Regions from separate parts of the Homo sapiens genome. Here region 1 is linked to region 2. Evidence: chromatin loops called from intact Hi-C (ENCODE). Cell type or tissue: heart right ventricle. All regions are shown on one strand. Links, peaks and the distances in the headings refer to the core of each region. The heading gives the core; the rest is flanking DNA.

The links. Hi-C counts contacts between places; a loop is a spot of excess contacts. Peaks named below come from ENCODE experiments on the same cell type or tissue, not always from the same donor. Only the 100,000 strongest peaks of a DNase experiment are listed, where the experiment ranks them.
Region 1: it touches region 2 in a loop (2.8-fold over the local background); 69 of 110 quality-filtered maps call a loop at or near these places.

The regions. Positions count from the first base shown.
Region 1 is chr4:6,766,922-6,775,182 of GRCh38, forward strand. It overlaps LOC105374367 (a long non-coding RNA gene), which reads left to right. Exons shown (of 2, transcript XR_925101.3): 2 at 527-718. Among named protein-coding and RNA genes, the nearest start is that of KIAA0232, 12 kb to the right of the region's middle. In heart right ventricle, for the core only: no CTCF peak of the experiment used is centred there; a DNase peak (open chromatin) is centred at 4,590; H3K27ac peaks cover 3,733 bases.
Region 2 is chr4:6,868,758-6,878,008 of GRCh38, forward strand. It overlaps KIAA0232, which reads left to right. Exons shown (of 10, transcript NM_014743.3): 8 at 2,817-2,925; 9 at 7,903-8,000. Among named protein-coding and RNA genes, the nearest start is that of TBC1D14, 36 kb to the right of the region's middle. RefSeq lists a silencer at 5,302-5,461. In heart right ventricle, for the core only: a CTCF peak has its summit at 5,397 (motif pointing left); DNase peaks (open chromatin) are centred at 1,447, 5,384 and 6,871; H3K27ac peaks cover 3,965 bases.

The DNA.
Region 1 (8,261 bases), core at 262-8,261, 100 kb before region 2:
GGGCTCAAGTGATCCTCCCACCTCTCAGCCTCCCGAGTAGCTAGGACGACAAACACACCTCACCATGCCCACCTAATTTTTTTTTTTTTTTTTTTTGAGACGGAGTCTTGCTCTGTCGCCCAGGCTTGAGTGCAGTGGCGCCATCTCGGCTCACTGCAAGCTCCGCCTCCCGGGTTCATGCCATTCTTCTGCCTCAGCCTCCCAAGTAGCTGGGACCACAGGCGCCCACCACCAAGCCCGGCTAATTTTTTGTATTTTTAGTGGAGAGGGGGTTTCACCGTGTTAGCCAGGATGGTCTCGATCTCCTGACCTTGTGATCCGCCCGCCTCGGCCTTCCAAAGTGCTGGGATTACAGGCGTGAGCCACCGCGCCCGGCCTGAAAACAGACTAATTTCAAAGAATTGGCTCACACAATTGTGAGGTCTGACTCGGCAAGTCTGAAATCTGCAGGTGGGGGGCCTACAAGCTGGAAACTCCAGGGCAGAGGCTGATGCTGCATGATTGGCAGAATTCTTTTCTTTTTCAGAGAAACCTCAGTTTTGCTCTGAAGGCCTTCAACTGCCCGGCCGAGGCTCACCCACACCAAGGGGAATCCCTTCTCTTAAAGTCAACTGATGGTAGATGTCAACCACAGCTACAAAACACCGTCACAGCAACACCTGGGTTAGCGTTTGATTGAATAAATGTGACTGGAGCCTGGCCAAGTTGATACATAAAATCAACCGGCACATTCCTTTTAGGTGAGGATTCTTTCCCTCTCTCTTTGAGGTCCCTGCTGGAGTAATTCTCCCCAGAGCTAAGTCCACCGTCTTTGGAATGAGTGTTTGGGGGTGGCCTGTCCCCCTGCCGCCCGCCCGGGCCAGGGAGATGGCCAATGCACGGCGGGCGCACCCCTATTCCCTCCTCACTCATGAGTCTGGTGGGACAACTCATCCGGTCAGTCATGATGAGTTGTCCCACTGCTGGGAACACCTGCCCTGAGAGGTCTGGATGGGCTCAGCCTCATGGCACCAGAGCAGGCAGCTCGTGAGCAGCCCCGGGGGACCAGCAGGTCACTGGCAACTGTTAAGCTGTGGAGAACTTCTCAGGGCTCAGCTGGCATTCCGACCTCCCTTTGCCTCCCACGGGCCTGGGCGGGGCCCCTTCCTTTCGTCCTTAGCCAGCCGCCACTCTGTCCTCCACTGGGAGTCCCTGCCCCCATTACTGCACCAGCTCCCCTCCCCCCACCCTGAGGACACCCACCCTGTTCGTTATAAAGGGACACAGGCACAGCTAACAAGGAACAATTGTGGGCACAGTCCAAAGTTCAGGGTTTTAAGGACACCGTTTCCGCCCCGGCCTCGTCTCTGAGATGATTCTGGGCCCATCAGAGGCTTCCGGCTTCTCCTTTTATGACCCTGAGCTTGTCGGTCTCCCTATCCTCATGCCCCCTGCCCTTGGAGAGACCCAGCCTTCCTTCTACAAGATCCCCTGCTGAGGGAGAAGGAGCTGGCTGGGGCAGGACCGTAGGCTCAGGCTACATGCCCCAAGTTCACTCTCAGCTCACATGCTCCAGACATTGTCCTGGTGCTCAGCCTGCCATCCAGGAGGCCCCTCCCAAGCTCCTGGGCTTCCATCCTCAGTGATCCAGTGGACCTGGTTCCCAGAGCTGGGTGGGAAAGGGCCCCTTGCCTCTGGGATGGGAGGAAAATGTTCAGTCCTCTGTTAAGCTGGTCGCAGACTCTGATGAACCTTTCCAGGGCCATGAGTCATGCCGTTTTCCAAAAGAGGAAGGAGGCTCGGGGAGAGTAAGTGTCTTGCCCAAAGTCACACAGTGGAGTCAGCACTTGAATTTAGCTCTGACTCCCATGGCACCTGCTGAGTGCCTGACCTGCCCCCTCCATCCCCCATGGCCTGCCTGCTCCTCGGTGCAAGGATCACCTCAGCTGTCACAGCTTTAGAAGTGAGCTGTGCATGAACCCCTGAACCCCAAAGCATCAGGGAGGGTCACCCAGAACCCCATGCCTGCTGGATGCCGAAGCCATGCCAAATAAATGGGACAGGCCTACTCATCATGCAAAGCTCCAGTGATGCTTTAGCTTCCCAGGAAATCTCTCTTGTCATGATGAGCACCAGTAGCAAGTGACGGCCAGCAGGCCCCCACTACAAGCCCGACACTAGGAAGAGGTGTTCCCAGCCCACACACAAATGCCTGGAGAATCACTAATTTGCTGCCCATTCTTGCTGGGAAGAGAATTTTCTGGGAGGAAGGGCTTTGTTAACCAACACCCTGGCATCTAGAATTGCCATTGGGTCTCCGTGATTCTAGTCAAGGGATTCGGCCATCCAGAGCAGGGTATCGGGGGCCCTCTCGGAGTTTGAACCTCTAACAGGATGGGGCCCATACCTGGGTGCAGCTGCGGTTGTGGGGATGCCCCTTCTGAGCAGCTGCTGCCTCTGTGTGCTCCCCTTCCTCTCCCCACCCCCACTCTCTTCCCAGGTCTCCCTCTGCTTACTACCCAGCATGGGCAAAAGCAGCTGCACCCAGTATGGACCAATAGGGGCACACCCATTTCGAGGCACTAAATGTGGTGCTGATAACAGAGTCCCCAGGCCTGGCTTGGCCCAAGGATGGAGCACCCCAACACCCCAGCTGTCTCAGGGGCCCACTGCTCAGCCTGGCTCACTCCCCGAGGGTGGGTGGTTTCTAAGTGCAGCTGGTGGGCTTGTGTGTGATGGTGGACGGATCCTGGAGTTTAGCAGGGTGACTGTGGCCAAGCTGTTTCTCTCTGGGTCTGTTCCTTAGTGTTATTGATGTTGTTGACAGCTGACCGGTCCTGCACCGTACTAATCATTTTACATGGAGAAGCTCCATGTAAAGCTTCTAGGTTGTAATTCTCATCACAACCCCGTGAGGTAGTTCATATTATCACCTCCATTTTACAGATAAGGAAACTGAGGACCAGAGAGCTCAAACTGATGTGCCTTAGGTCACACAGCTAGTGATCAATTGAGCCAGGCCTTGAACCCAGACAGTCTGGCTCCAGGACAAGCCCGCACAATATCTATACAGAAACAGGGCCTGGTGCATTTTAGGGCTGCTGTGATTTTGTCCTTATCTGCAGGTGCTTTTACCTCTGATTTCATTCGCCCTATGACCTGTATGGTAGGTTTTATTACCTCGGTTTTATCACACTTTCATCCTCCTCCAGGGTAGAATCAGCTTACAGATGAGGTAACAGGCTCAGAGGGGTTAAGCAACTTCTCAGGTGTCCCACAGCTGGTACGTGTGACAACTCGAATTCAAAGAAGTCTCCTGACTCTCACTGCGGAGCCTCCCATTCAAGAGGGACCTCAAGGTGTCACAGAATTTAGACATACTGAACGTCCTTACTTTATGAGTCCAGATTCAAATCAGTAATAACGCAATGTCAGAGGAGTTGAAGAATTCTTTCATGTATTTGTCCATCCTTGTTCCACACCTTGTCCTAGGATCCTTGGGGTTGCAGTGGTGGGGATGGAACCATAGAGATGCACAAGCCATAGATTTAGGAACTGGAATTTCAGCAATGCTTTCGGGTCTTCTGACAAGGTGCAGGCAGGCCACCTTTCTTGTATGGCAGGGCAGGACAGGGCTGGCCTGTGTTCCAGTTCTGGCTGTGTCACTCCCATGCTGTGTGACTTAGGACAAGGCTCTGCTCTTTCTGTACATTGGGTCACCAAGCAGGGATGAGCTGCCTGGTGTGGTGACTCCAGGTGGCTCCAGGAGGAAGGCAGGGGCCCTCTCATGTGAGTAGCCACATTCCTCCCTATGGCTTGTCCACAAAATAAGGGGACCTCACGGAGACAGCTCTGTGCACCTGTCATGCTGTATCGTTGGAGGGATTGGAGCAAGGCTGCAGCTTCCTTGGGGTTGGATCATCACAGGGGCCATAGTCATGAAGCCGATTGGCTGTGAACTTGGGCTGTGGGGTCCAAAGACCCAGGGTTAACTCCTGGCTCTGCCACCAGCCAGCTGTGTGACCTTAGCCAAGTTACTTAGCCTCTCTGAGCCTCAATTGCCTCATTCATAAAGTGGGGAACCTAGCACAGTGCCGAGCAGCTGCTCATTTACTGCAGGCACAGTCACTGAAGCTGAGAATTATGAAGCTGATGAGGATAGAGGGTCCAGCATAGAAAGTGCCACCTACAAGCACCTACTATGTGCCAAGACAAGGAGACAAGAAGGTGACGTGATTTACTTCTGGGCATACAGCAAGAACATGGCAAAGCTGGACCTGAGCATTGGGATGCATCAGCGCCTGCGGTGCCTGGTGGCTCTGAGCCTGTAGCAAGCTCCCTGGCTGAGGTCTGGGGCTGTGCCCTAGAGGAGGAGCCCCTACGGCCACTCCTGCTGGCCTGTGGCTGGGGCAGCATCAGCAGATGTCTTCAGTCCATCTGGCAGGTCTCACTTGCTTGGTCTGAGAACCTGCCCCACAGGCCTGAGCTCTGCAGGGAAAAGAAATAAAAATAGCCAGGTCTGAGAGGGCAGTGGCTGGGCCGTGGGCAGCAATGCGTGCCTTTCCCATGACTCCTGCTCTGCAGAGGAGAGTCCTTCCCTGAGCCGTCCTGTGTGCCAGGCCCTGGGCTGGGTGCCCGGGAAGCGAAGTTGTGGCAGGCAAAGCTGCTCCCCAGAGGAGCCCATAGCTTGGTGGGTAGAACATATTTGTCCAGTGCGGCACCTTGGGGTGGGGGCCCGAAAGGGCTAGCAGTGGAGCATTGCAAGAGAGACCCCCTCACCCACCTGGGGGAACACAAGGTAAGCTTCCAGAAAGAGGACACACTGGAGAAAACAGTTGTTAAGCAGAGTGGCGGGGGGCTTTCCAGGCAGTGGGACCAGCATTTGCAAAGGCAGAGAGGTGTGACAAGCATGTCCCATTGAGAGAAGTGTAAGTACCTGGGTACATCTGGAGGCTGGGGTGTCTATAGGGACAGGATGGAGGGTTGCGCTAGGAAAGCAGGGAGCCTGGGACTGTGGGGACGATGGGGAGCCAAGGGAGGTTATAAAGCAGGGGGTCACGATCTCTCCTTCTCAAGATCCATAGCCTTAATCCCATCAGCAAAGTCCCTTTTGCCAGGTAAGGTAACATAGTCGCTGGTTCCAGGGATTAGGAGGTACACTTCTTTGGGGGGTCATATTCTGCAGACCCTGTCTCTGTAATAAACTGCACTGAATCCTCGTCCAAAGGCTTCTAGGGACTCCAACTAAGACACCCCCAACCTTAATTCTGGTCCCTGGGCTCCCCGTCACAGGCCCCAGCACCAGATCCTTGGCTCAGCCCCTCCAAAAATCTTGGCAGGTCATTCTCTAAACAGGCGAGAGCTGGGTTCAAATCCTGCCTCTGCTGCTTACTTGATCTGTGACCTTGGGCAACTCACCGGTCTCTTTCAGAGCCTCAGTTTCCTCATCTGACAAAGGGGGTAAGGGGCCCAAGAGATTACTAAGCAGGTTAGAGGGTCAATAAGTGCCTGGCGCATAGTAGGTGCTCCAGAAACAAGAGCTATTGTCAGTTACCAGGTAGTTCTAGCCCTTTGTTTCCTTCCCCTGTGCAGAAAATAATCATCATAATTACACGCTCTGCTGTCATCCTGACCTGCAAACCCTCCTAGGGGCAAAGAAGTTTGTTTTGTTTATTTGTTTCCTGGATGCAAAGAATCTGTTGATTTCTCCAAGCCTGGCGCTGGCTGAAATTGTCCCAGCCAACACTGAAGCTGCCTAGAAGGTGGCTGCAGTTTTGGGGTGGCACCGGAAAGGGCTCTTTTAAGGAGCCACCAGCACCTTCGCCTCAAAATCAAGAACAATACCAGGCCCCATGCCAGCCACAGGAGTAATTAGGCCAGATGGTTTCAAGGCAGAAATTCCAGTAGTCCCTGAAATGCTATAAATCGAGCCACAGACAGGAGGTGTGGTGACTTGACAGCAATTTCTCCCCAAGGCAAGGCCTCCGCGGCATCACAGCCAGCCTTCCCTCCATTCCACTGCAGAAATAAATGAAGTTATGGATGTTGGTGTTTCTTTGCGGTGAATCAAATGGATTCCCTGTGAATGCTGTTTGATATTCTTCTTGATCATGTCAACTAGACAGAATGTGTCTTTCTAGCATTTGTTTTTCAAAAAAAGATGTGTGAAATAGGAATTTTCACATAATTCCTGAACAGGTTTTGGTGGCAGTGGTGTTTGTTTTCCAAAAGCCGGGACAGGAACTGCAGAGCCTTCTAGTGCTTTCCTTCATCTTCTCCCCAGTGCAGCCGGAACTCGCCCCTGGGGTGGCCCACTCTCCCCCACTGAGAGCAGCAGAGACAGCCAGCTGCACAGGCTCGGGATGTGGGCTGGGAGAATGCTCCCCCGTGAACTCACAAGCACATGTTAGGTGCTGTGGATACAAGAAGCCCAGTCATATGGAGAGTATGTGGTTGGGCGGCCAGGCTTTGGAGCCAGTGGCCTGACTTGTTGTCCCAGCTCTGCCACTCCCTGGCTTTGTGACCTGAGGCAAGGTTGGTATTTCTCTCTGCTTCCATAACATGGGATAACAGTGGCACCCACTTCATAGGGCAGTGAGGGATTGATGTATAAATACAGGTAGTCTGCAGAAGCTCACCTGGCAGACAGTGGGCACCCAGCAGACGCTAGTAATTTAACTCTGCTGATAAGGCCCCTTGTTAAGCAGATGACAGGCAAAGTGAATCATGTATACACCTGAGGACAGGAACACCATTTTGCAAGTGAGGAATAAGGCTTAAGAAAAAAAGAACCAGGCTGGGCGTGGTGGCTCACACCTGCAATCCCAACAGTTTGGGAGGCTGAAGTGGGAGGATCGCTTGAGCCCAGGAGTTGGAGACCAGCCTGGGCAACACAGTGAGACCCCATGTCGATAAAAAATATAAAAATTAGCTGGGCATGGTGGTGCGTGCCTGTAGTCCCAGCTACTCCCAAGGCTGAGGCAGGAGGCTCTCCTAAGCTCAGGAGGTCCAGGCTGCAGTGAGCTGGGATTGCACTACTGCATGCCAGCCTGGGTGACGATCAAGACTCTGCCCCCATCCCCCAAAAAAAGAAAAGAAAAGAAGAAACGAACCATAGCAACATTATGCCTAGAAGCCAAACGGTGGAAGCAACCGAAGTGTCCATTGACGGATGAATGTGTAAACAAAATGTGCTCTATCCTACAATGGAATATGATGCAGCTTTGAAAAGGAAAGAAAGTCTGACACATGTTCCAACATGGATGATCTCTGATGACCTTATATCAAGTGAAACAAGCCAGTCACAAAAGGACAAAGACTGCATGATTCCGCTTATATGAAGTCCTTAAAAGAGTCAAATTCATAGAAACAGAAAGTAGAATGGTGGTTGCCAAGGACGGCGGAGGGAGGGGAATGGGGGGTGAATGTTTAACAGGAATAGAGTTTCAGTTTTGCAAGATGAAGGTCCTGGAGATGGACGGTGGTGATGGTTGCACAACGATGTTAATGTCCTTGACACTGAACTGTACACTTAGAAATGGTTGAGATGGTAAATTTTATGTTATGTGTATTTCACAATTAACAGTTTAAAAGAAATGAACCAACTTGGCTGGGCGCAGTGGCACACGCCTGTAATACCAGCACTTTGGGAGGCCGAGGTGGGTGGATTACTTGAGGTCAGGAGTTCGAGACCAGCCTATCCAACATGGTGAAACCCCGTCTCTACTAAAAATACAAAAATTAGCCAGGCCTAATGGCACATGCCTGTAATCTGAGCTACTTGGGAGGCTGAGGCAGGAGAACGGCTTGAACCTGGGAAGCGGAGGTTGCAGTGAGCCGGGATCCAACTCTATCTCAAAAAAGAAAGAAAGAAAGAAGGAAGGAAGGAAGGAAGGAAGGAAGGAAGGAAAGAAAGAAAGAGAAAGAAAGAAAGAAAGAAAGAAAGAAAGAAAGAAAGAAAGAAAGAAAGAAAGAAAGAAAGAGAAAAATGAACTAACTGGCCCAGGTCCTTCTTCTGGGAGGTATGAAAAGCAGAATTTAGACCCAAGTTTGAGTGACTACCCGACATGAAAGCCCTTGCCTTCTGTCTATTGGATGGGTAAAATTTAGCAGAAGTGGGTGGCTTCAGGAAAGAAAATACTTTACCAAGGGAGGACAAGAGGAGACAGAAAGAGATGAGAGATCAGTAGGCATGAAGCCAGGAGAATGGGTGTCAGGCTGCTTCCGCTGTGTGACTTTGGCACACCACTCACCCTCTCTGGGCTTTGGGTCTCCACTCTTAT
Region 2 (9,251 bases), core at 1,252-9,251:
GCCTAAAAGTTATAAATGAGTGGAGAGATGTCATAACAAGATGCATATTCCTTGAATATGTTTAGTATAAAACGGGACAAATAAGTCCCTGCCATAGGAATTGACATTCAAATGGAGGATGCAGAAAAAAGACTCCCAAATTTATGGTAGAAACTGGTGTGCCCTTCACAGTGGTTTCAGCAAGAGAGAGAAGAAATGATGTATGAGATAGTCAGAGACTGTTGGCCTGGCGGAAACTTTTCTTCACGTCAGCAGACACTGAGTATCTGCTTTGTGCGGGGCCCCATACTTGGGAATGCAAAGATGAGGAAGACGTGGTCCCGCCCCTCAGGAAGCTTACAGTCGGGTTCTGCTGGGATCTAAACTCGTCTTGGTTCATGCTGCCCCTGCTCCCAGGTTCCTGGCCCCTCTAGCCTGCTTTCCCTGACCTGTCCCATCCCCCACCATGAACTCACTCCCTTTCTTGATCTTAATCCTCAAGAAAGGATGAAAAGATAAGCAGTGTATTTAAACTGATCATTCCTGCAAAGAGCTTTTTCTTTCTCAAATAAGAACCTGTTAACCTCTAAATCCACTTATCTTCAATAGCGCCTTAGGGAGGTGATGGAGAGAGTTCTGGCTGGGGCACCTTCCTTGCTCCCCCTGAGTAGCACTAAGTAATCTCACAGGACAGGCAAGGCCTTTCTGAAGAGGTCTTAGAGTGCAGGGAATTGCATGACAGGTGCTGTTAGCCACCTTGGAAGAACTGCAGGCCTTGCGTGGTGCCACCTTGTTTGCGGGAAGCCCAGCCCTGTCCATTCCCCTGGCCCTAGCATCTGTTTATCTAATAGCAGTACCAATTTTTATTGTTAGGATAAGTTGTAGGAGAAATTAGCAAAGGTTAACTGACTGCTGTGGGTAGACAGTACAATTCTTCTTCAGTTTCTGACTTAGGAGTGTTTCCGAAAAGTTAAGTGAAAACAAAAGTTTGAAGTGTTTCCCTTTTAGTTACATAACAGACACTCATTACGGAATTGAACAGTTTTAGACCCATAAATAATTAAGTTAAAAGCATAACAAAATCCTGTTAGGAAACTGATGAAAAATTTGTTTCTAAAACACTTTAGATTTTAAACTTGAACACGTAGTGAAATGTCTTTTAAAACAATGAAGATGGGTGCAGTGTTCACAGGCCTCTCCACTAAGCAGATGTCTACTGAGAACACAGTATTAGGGGATGTGGGTGGTAGAAAGATGCAGTGGCCAAGCCTCACCCTGGGCGAGCTGGGGCAGGCTCACTCTCTCAGGCACAGTGAGGAAGGCACACTGAAGGGGGTTGCCCTGACTGCCAGCATGCCAGGTATACATGGTGACTGAAGCTGCCACAGGTCTTCTATTGACCACACTACAAGGACTCTTCTTGGTCACTGATGACAGCTGTTGTCTGTCTGCCATTGGCCACACTATCCAGTTCTCACTGGCCAAGCAGGTGGGCGGGGCCCAGCCAGGACTTGAGAATCCCACTGGGAAAGGACAGAGCCTGGGTTCAGGCTAGGTCCCTCTTCTGGGCCTGGGCAGCTTCCAGATGTGAAGGATATGAGTCTCTCCCGCTCTCAGGAATCATTCTCTCATCTCATTTGGATGGCTATCTCCTATTTTAAATTTGAATCATGGAATTTGAATTTGTAATTTGGTTTTAGCCTTAGTTTCCTTCTGGTTCGCACCTAAGCAAGATAATTTTAAGACACTTAGGTCAATAACTGTGCCTATAAGAATTTCCTTTGGGCCAGGCATGGTGGCTCACGCCTGTAATCCCAGCACTTTGGGAGGCCAAGGCGGGCAGATCACCTGAGGTCACAAGTTCGAGACCAGCCTGGCCAACGTGGCAAAACCCTGTCTCTACTAAAAATACAAAAATTAGCCGGGGTGGTGGTACATGCCTGTAGTCCCAGCTACTCAGGAAGCTAAGGCACGAGAATCATTTGAACACTGGAGGCAGAAGTTGCAGTGAGCTGAGATCGTGCCACTGCACTCCAGCCTGGGTGACAGAGTGAGACTCTGTCTTGGAAAAAAAAAAAAAAGGAAGTTTCTTTGATTCCATTTCTTCTTTTACTTACTTCTGCCTGAATGTATGAGGGAGAAGAGGGTTCCCCCTGTTCTCTTCAGAGCACCTCATGCCAGTAAAGGCTCAGGGCTTCCCCATTACCTGTATGCACTTGGGGAATCTAGAAGTTTGCCTTGCTTGGGAGCGTTTTTATTACATTATATTTTGGGCTTGTAAGAGTTTTTTTAGTTAAGATTTTCATGTCGCTTCCCATCTAAGTACTTCTTAAGCAATACTTTCTTTATACACTGTGAACACGCTGGCTTTTAAAATGCACTTTTTTTCAGAACATTATAAAAACTCACCAGTTGGCTGGGCATGGTGGCTCATGCCTGTAATCCCAGTACTTTGGGAGGCCAAGCTTGGCAGATTGCTTGAGCCCAGGAGTTCGAGACCAGCCTGGCCAACATGGCGAAACCCCATTTCTACAAAAAGCACAAAAAATGAGCCAGACATGGTGGTTCCCGCCTGTAGTCCCAGCTACTTGCAAGGCTGAGGTGGAAGGATCACTTGAGCCCTGGAGGTGGAGGTTGCAGTGAGCCAAGATCGTGCCACTACACTCCAGCCTGAGTGACAGAGCCAGACCCTATCTCAAAAAGAAAGAAAGAAAAATCAAAAAACCTCACCAGTTTAAAAGTTCTGGGTTTATAATCTGTAGTTAATAATGCTTGAATATTCTTCCTCTAACCTGAAAGTTTATAAACTTTTTCTGTATTTGGTTTAATCTAAACAGTTCCCTGTATTGAACACTGATATACAAGGAATGAATAGAAGTCAAGAAAAACAGACCTGGTGGGAAAAAGCCTTGTACTCTCCTCTTTTTCCTGCATCAGAGTGTGAAGGTAAGGAGACCTTTGTTAGTTCATTTATTCATTGCAATTTGTAATTTGTTAAGAGCAATAATTTCTTTTTCTATGAATATCAGTCCAAGAAACATTTACCAAGAGGTTTCTGTGTGGGTAGCACTTTGTCATGCACTGGGGACACAGGGAGGAATGAGAACTGGGCCCTGCTCTGAAACAGCCACAATCTGATGGAGGGGAAAGGCATGGAAATATATCCAAGCGTTACTGACCATGGATGAGGTGTGTATAAGCCACCACTGAGTCACAGAGGAGGAAACAGCGGGCAGTCCCTGTGAAGAGAGTTGCCTGCACAGAGGCAGGAGGGTCGCCGCCAGGGGAAAGCACAGGGCTCCATGGCTCAGCTGAGTTGTAGCTGACGCGGGAGAGACAGACAGGGCAGGAGCCTGTCAGAAGGTTTGAGGGCTTGGCTAGGTTAGGTAGCGTCTGACATGCAGGAAGGGAATGCCGTTGACAGGATTTAAATTGGAGGTTGTCAAGGTCAGATGTTGTTTAGAACAATTCTAGTAACAGAGTGGAAATGGAATTGAAAAACTGAAGGCTATTGGCCAGGGTTTTAAGCCCTTGCAGTAGTTTGGGAGGCATACGCTAAAGGTCTGGACTGAGGCAATCAAAGCGGGGACAGAGAAAAGGAAACAGGACCGAGAGGTTTTGTAGAGGAGGAGTTTGTTGGATTACTTTCTATGAGGAGTAGTTATGGGAGTCTAGGTAGAGAGGGAGACAGGAGTGGGCGCTGATGCGGTGAGGAAGATTTTAGTTTAGGGTATTTTTTGAATGAGCAGTCTGTGAGGCCTTCCAGGTAGACACCCAGAAGTTGTTAAGAAACCCTGAATTGAAATTTTGGGAGAAGTAGGAACTAAGGATGCAACCAGAATTGATTAGCTCAAGAAGTTCAGCTTGTCCAGATTGTGGTCTCCTGGGCTTCTATTGGCTACCACATTTATTTAACACCAGTCTCCTGTCAGAGTCCCGAAGGGGTTATGCAAATCTCTTGCATTTAAATTTACGGGTTCACGTGTTTGTCACATCCCCTCAGCTAATTTGTAGTTAGTGTGGAGCCAAGTGACTTCTCTCTCACTAGCCACGATGCCCTGCACACGCCTGTGTTGTCCTCGGAAAGCCTCCCTGGCATCCCTCGGCAGCATGGGCTATAGCTGATGGGATGGAAGGCCAGCTTGGCCAGGTTGACTCTTTAGGAGTGGAGCGTTTGCTGTTCTCTGGTCTGTAGCCACAGACAGCTTCCCAGGACCCTGCCTTCCTCCTTCCCAGAGGTTCATCTGGGTCATAAGGAGAGCGTAGAGCTGAGTCTTCACTGTTAGCGTCTTCGTTGATTGAACAGCGTTTATTGAAGGCCCGTTGCTGCTGCCGCCCTACCATTAGCTCATATCTGGACAGCCTTGGTTGCGTGCAAGGTGCTCTCAAGCTTTTCTTTTACATAATTCCCACAAGAACCTTAGGAGATGCCCCCCGCTAGTTTTCAGATGAGGAAGCTGAGTCTCAAGTTTAGTACTGTAATTTGCCCGAAATCACACAGTTAACTATTAAGCATGGGCTAGAATGTAGGTTGTGATTCTTGTGGTCCAGAAGTTTTGCCCTCTACAGCAGCTGCCTGCACTTGGTACCAAGGTAGATGCCAGGGCAGTAGGAGTAGGACACACAGAGCTTCCCTTCATGTGTGTCCAGTCTGGTAAACTGGGCAAGTACAAGACACAGACACAGTTAATGGAATGAAGGTGGGATGTGGCCACAGCTGTGCCACAGAGGACCTCTCAGGAAGAGCTAGGAGGGAGAGGAGGATGCCACCTTGTGGAAAAGAACCAATTCCTTGCAGTGGCATAGGATGATTTTGAGACACAGAGTTCATGTTTCTTTAGTAAAGGGCAACCTTAGCACCCTTAGTCCAGTTTTCTGTCATTAGTTAGTAAAGAATCCAGTTTCACCTCTTAGCTCTAGGTTCCTGGTTATCTGTACAGTCTCTTAGTGGATACTGGTGTTTGTACATAATATTTTTGTTTTTACAGTGAAGTGGTATATAGAGAAACTCTCAGTGCATAAATACTGGTAATTATTTCTTTTGAATGACCTTTAGCTCACACTGTGAGTTAAGTCCCTGCATATTTGCCCTGTAGCATCATGAAGCATCCTTCTTTAGCTTATGTGGGTTGGGGCATTTAGTCTCAGAAGGATAGCCAAGAAAACAGGTAGTCACTTACCTACTCAGCAGAAGTGGCTGGGGACTCCTAATGCTTCTAATATTGGATATGATTCATCACAAGCAGTTGCTGCTCTGAGCCAGGGGCTGACCTGGGAGCTCACAGCATCTCTGGAAAGGAAGAGTAGCATTGTCCCCTTTACAGTAAGGCGAGGAAACAGGCTCAGAAAAGAGGCAGCTTGTTCAGGTAACCATATAAGAAAGCCCCAGCTTTGTGCAGTCTGCCCCCTGCTGGCCTTGCTGCGCATTCATATGTGCATCCCTTCAGCACTTGGGTTAGGCACTGTTCTAGACTTGGGAATGCATAGGCAAACAGATCGTGTCCCTGTCCTCCCCCTGCTCAGGTACCTTCTCAACAGGGACTTGAGGAAATAGGGCACAGACCATGTGACAGCTGGGGCTGCCTGCAGGGAGAGGTGCCAGGCAGCAGTGGCTTGTGCAGGGACAGGAATGCATTGGGTATGCCCCCAACATGACTGGCAAAGAAGGGATGGCATGGGAGTGTGGTGGGGATGAGGCCAGCCAGGCAGCTGGGAGCCAGACCACAGAGGGCCTTGTAGACTCTGTGCACCAGGAGTGCCGTCCCAAACAGCAGTCTCCACAGCTCACGCCCCTGGATTTTCAGTGCTTTCAAGACTCGAGTAATGTAAGCGTCTGGATGATTTTAGCATTAAAGACAGAGAGTCCTGCAGGGAAGCAGTACAGACAGGTGGTGAAAGGCCCAGGATTGAGAACTGTATTGGAATCCAGAGCTTCTTTCCCCAGCTATTAGGCTTTGGGTGCTGACTGAGCCTTTCTGTGCCTCTGTAGTCTGTATGTATAAAAGGAGGCTAGAAGAATGCCCTCATTGTAAGGTAAAGTGCCTAGAACAGTGGCTGGCATGTCATAGCCCGAAACAGGGTGGTGGTCAACTTGAGCATCATGAAGACTATCAGCAGCAGTTCAGCATCACCTTTTCCAAATACCCTGTGGCACAATAAAACCCTCTTGTATGTACAGAATTCCTAAAGCAGGAAGAGAAAATGAAGGAGTGGGGTGTGGAGATGGGCCTGCCTGCCTCTGAGCTATCCTTGTCAAGGAAACCATGTCCTATCCACTCCATGCCCCTCAGCCAGTATAAGTGGTGGCCATATGGAGTGGGCCATGGAGTGAGAAGTCAGCCAAGGAAAAGATGCCTCCTTAGGAGAGATGAAGCCAGGGTTCCTCCCAGCCTCAGCAGAGGACACATGGCATCCTCCCCAGCCGCCCTAGGGCAACCACGCCTCCAAGCCTATGGCTTTGATAAGCAGCGGTCATGGGTGCAATGTGTGTGCCCGGCACTGTGCTTGAGGCTTCACCTCTTTGAATTTGCACAGAAATGTAGGAGGGAAAATGGTGATGTTCTCATCTTAGAGATGAGGATACTAGGGCTCAAAGAGGTTAAATAATTTGTGCAAAGTTACATCACAAGTAAATAGCATGACCTGGAATTGACTGAAGTCTGTCTAATCCCAGAGCCTGGGGTATTCTCATGAACCTCAACTAGTAACTTGGAGTTCTTGGAGCCGTCAGAGAGAACAGCTGTGGAGAGTCTTCCATGTGGCCAGTGCAGCTGCAGGAAGCAGCCCAGCAGGGCCCAGATGGTCTTACCCTTGGCACAGCCTCGCTACTCTGTGCCAAGGTAGAAGGGCGCAGCAGTCACTTGCTCCAGCCTTGTCCTTTGGGGTGTTGTGCAAGGGGCAGGCATGTCATCTCGTCAAACTACCTTGTGGCAACTCTGTGGCAGGGGATGGGGGGTGTGATCTGGTTTTGAGGAAGTAGATGCTCAAGGGTGTTAAAGGACTTAATGCACCATGAATGTCAATGCCAGAGTCCAAAACCCTGGCCAAGTTCCTCCTTTTACTCTGCACTGTGCCTCTGCCCCAGCTATGTTTCTCATGGAGGTAAGGGGAGTAAGAGGCTGTTCTGGATGAAGACCAGCAGTTCTCAGTGCATTAGAATTGCCTGGGAGCAAATCTGCTTTTCAGAAAGTGCCCAGCCCCTGCCCAGGACAGTTCATTTGGAATCTCTGGCAGGAGTCTAAGCCTCTCTAAAGCCCCCAGATGATGAGAATATGCAGCCAGGGTTGAGAACTACTGGGCTCGTTGGATTTGTTTGATATCTTCTCATCCCAGTTTTTTTCCCATTTTGTGGGGCCATTTGCCTGATGGAATCGCTAGCACCATTTCTTTTTCCTATTCATAGATGTGATACATGGTTCAGTATGTTGTTGAGGAAGAACACACAAGGACGTGACCCTGTGTCGTTTCTCCATTGCGTTCCCTTCTGTCTGAGCTTCCTTTGTTCCTCTGTCCTATGAACGTGCTATGATGCACCATCTGTCTCCTCCATCCATTTGTTGTGGAGAGCATGGGCCCTGTGGGTCTCTCTGTCGTGTGTTCCCAGGGCCGATCACATTACAGGTGTGAATAGAAGCTTGTCCAATGAGTGCCTCCTGGTAGAATAACAGGAGTGTATGGTTATGCTGGCCTATTTCTTTTTTTAACTCACCAAACCAAGAATTTTTTGTCAGCATAGCGTTTTTTTTCTCTTACACACCTGCCTGGCTGTGCTTTTAGTGACGACTTAAAACCTCCGAAGGGTTGGGAGACCTAACTGATGTAGCTTTTTAGTGAAAAATGAAACAAGAATGTATGTTTCATAACTGTGTCTTAATGGAATTTCCCCCTTTCCCTCTTTTCCCTTCTCCATTCCAAATGATTAAGAATGTTACACAAATGCCAAGGGAGAGAGTGGTTTAGAAGAATATCCAGATGCTAAAGAGACACCCAGTAATGAAGAGCGCCTGTTAGATTTTAATAGGGTAAGTGGACTGTCCTCCTCCTCGTCATTAACTTACAAACAGCCACCACCTCCAGTTGTCACTGTAGTCAAAAACCTGGGAGTCATGTGAGTGGACCCCACCTCTCCCAGGAACCAGCCAGGCCTGTGGGTGCAGACTTCCTGTTCTCTGGCCTTTGTTCTGAGTCTGCATTCTCCCCCGCTTCCAAACCCCCTTGACTGTTGACTGCCAGTGCTTCCTGAAGAATCCCCAGCTCTCTCCCCAGTCTTGGCTCTACACTACTGCCCGAGGGCATTGCATTACAAATGCAGAGCTGACCCTGTTGCTCCTTGGGTGGGCACACTTTTCATCTTTTTTTTTTTTGTTTACCTAATAAGTGGGAGACCTAGCCTTGTCCTCTTTGAAAGTGCACCCTGAGGCAGCCTTGCCAGTGTGCTTGTTGCCGCTGTCCCGGCTTCTGCAGAACGATCCCGCCCTTTCCGTGTCCTCCTGCACTCTGTGCACGACTCTTCTTGCTGTAGCCAGAGCATGTACTTGCGTTCCGTTTCTGCATGTCTGCCTCTTCCACAAGCCTGTGGGCACCACGAAGGCGGGAGCGGGGCCTCCGCCTGGTTTAGTCTCGTCTTAGACCTTCCCCGGTTAAGAGGCAGGCAGGCAAATGAACCTAAGGAAAATTCTTTTTATTTGGTGTGAATTGTCAGTGTATTAGGGTTCTCCAGAGGGACAGAACTAATGGAATAGGTATATATATACACAAAGGGGAGTTTATTAAGTATTAACTCACACGATCACAAGGTCCCACAATAGGCCATCTGCAAGCTGAGGAGGAAGGAGAGCCAGTCCCAGTCCCAGTCCCAAAACTGAAGAACTTGGAGTCCGATGTTCGAGGGCAGGAAGCATCCAGCATGGGAGAAGATGTAGGCTGGGAGGCTAGGCCAGTCTAGTCTTTTCACATTTTTCTGCCTGCTTTATATTCTAGCCACGCTGGCAGCTGACTAGATGGTGCCCACCCAGATGAAGGGTGGGTCTGCCTTTCCCAGCCCACTGGATCAAATGTTAATCTCCTTTGGCAACACCCCCACAGACACACCCAGGATCAGTACTTTGCATCCTTTAATCCAATCAAGTTGACACTCAGTATTAACCATAACAAGTCCACCCCTTGTCAATTTGAACCCATACACATCTCCTGAAATTATATGTAATCTTCAAATAAAGACAATAAGGTCATAATTATACCTAACATAATACAGCTATGCTTCATACAACCGG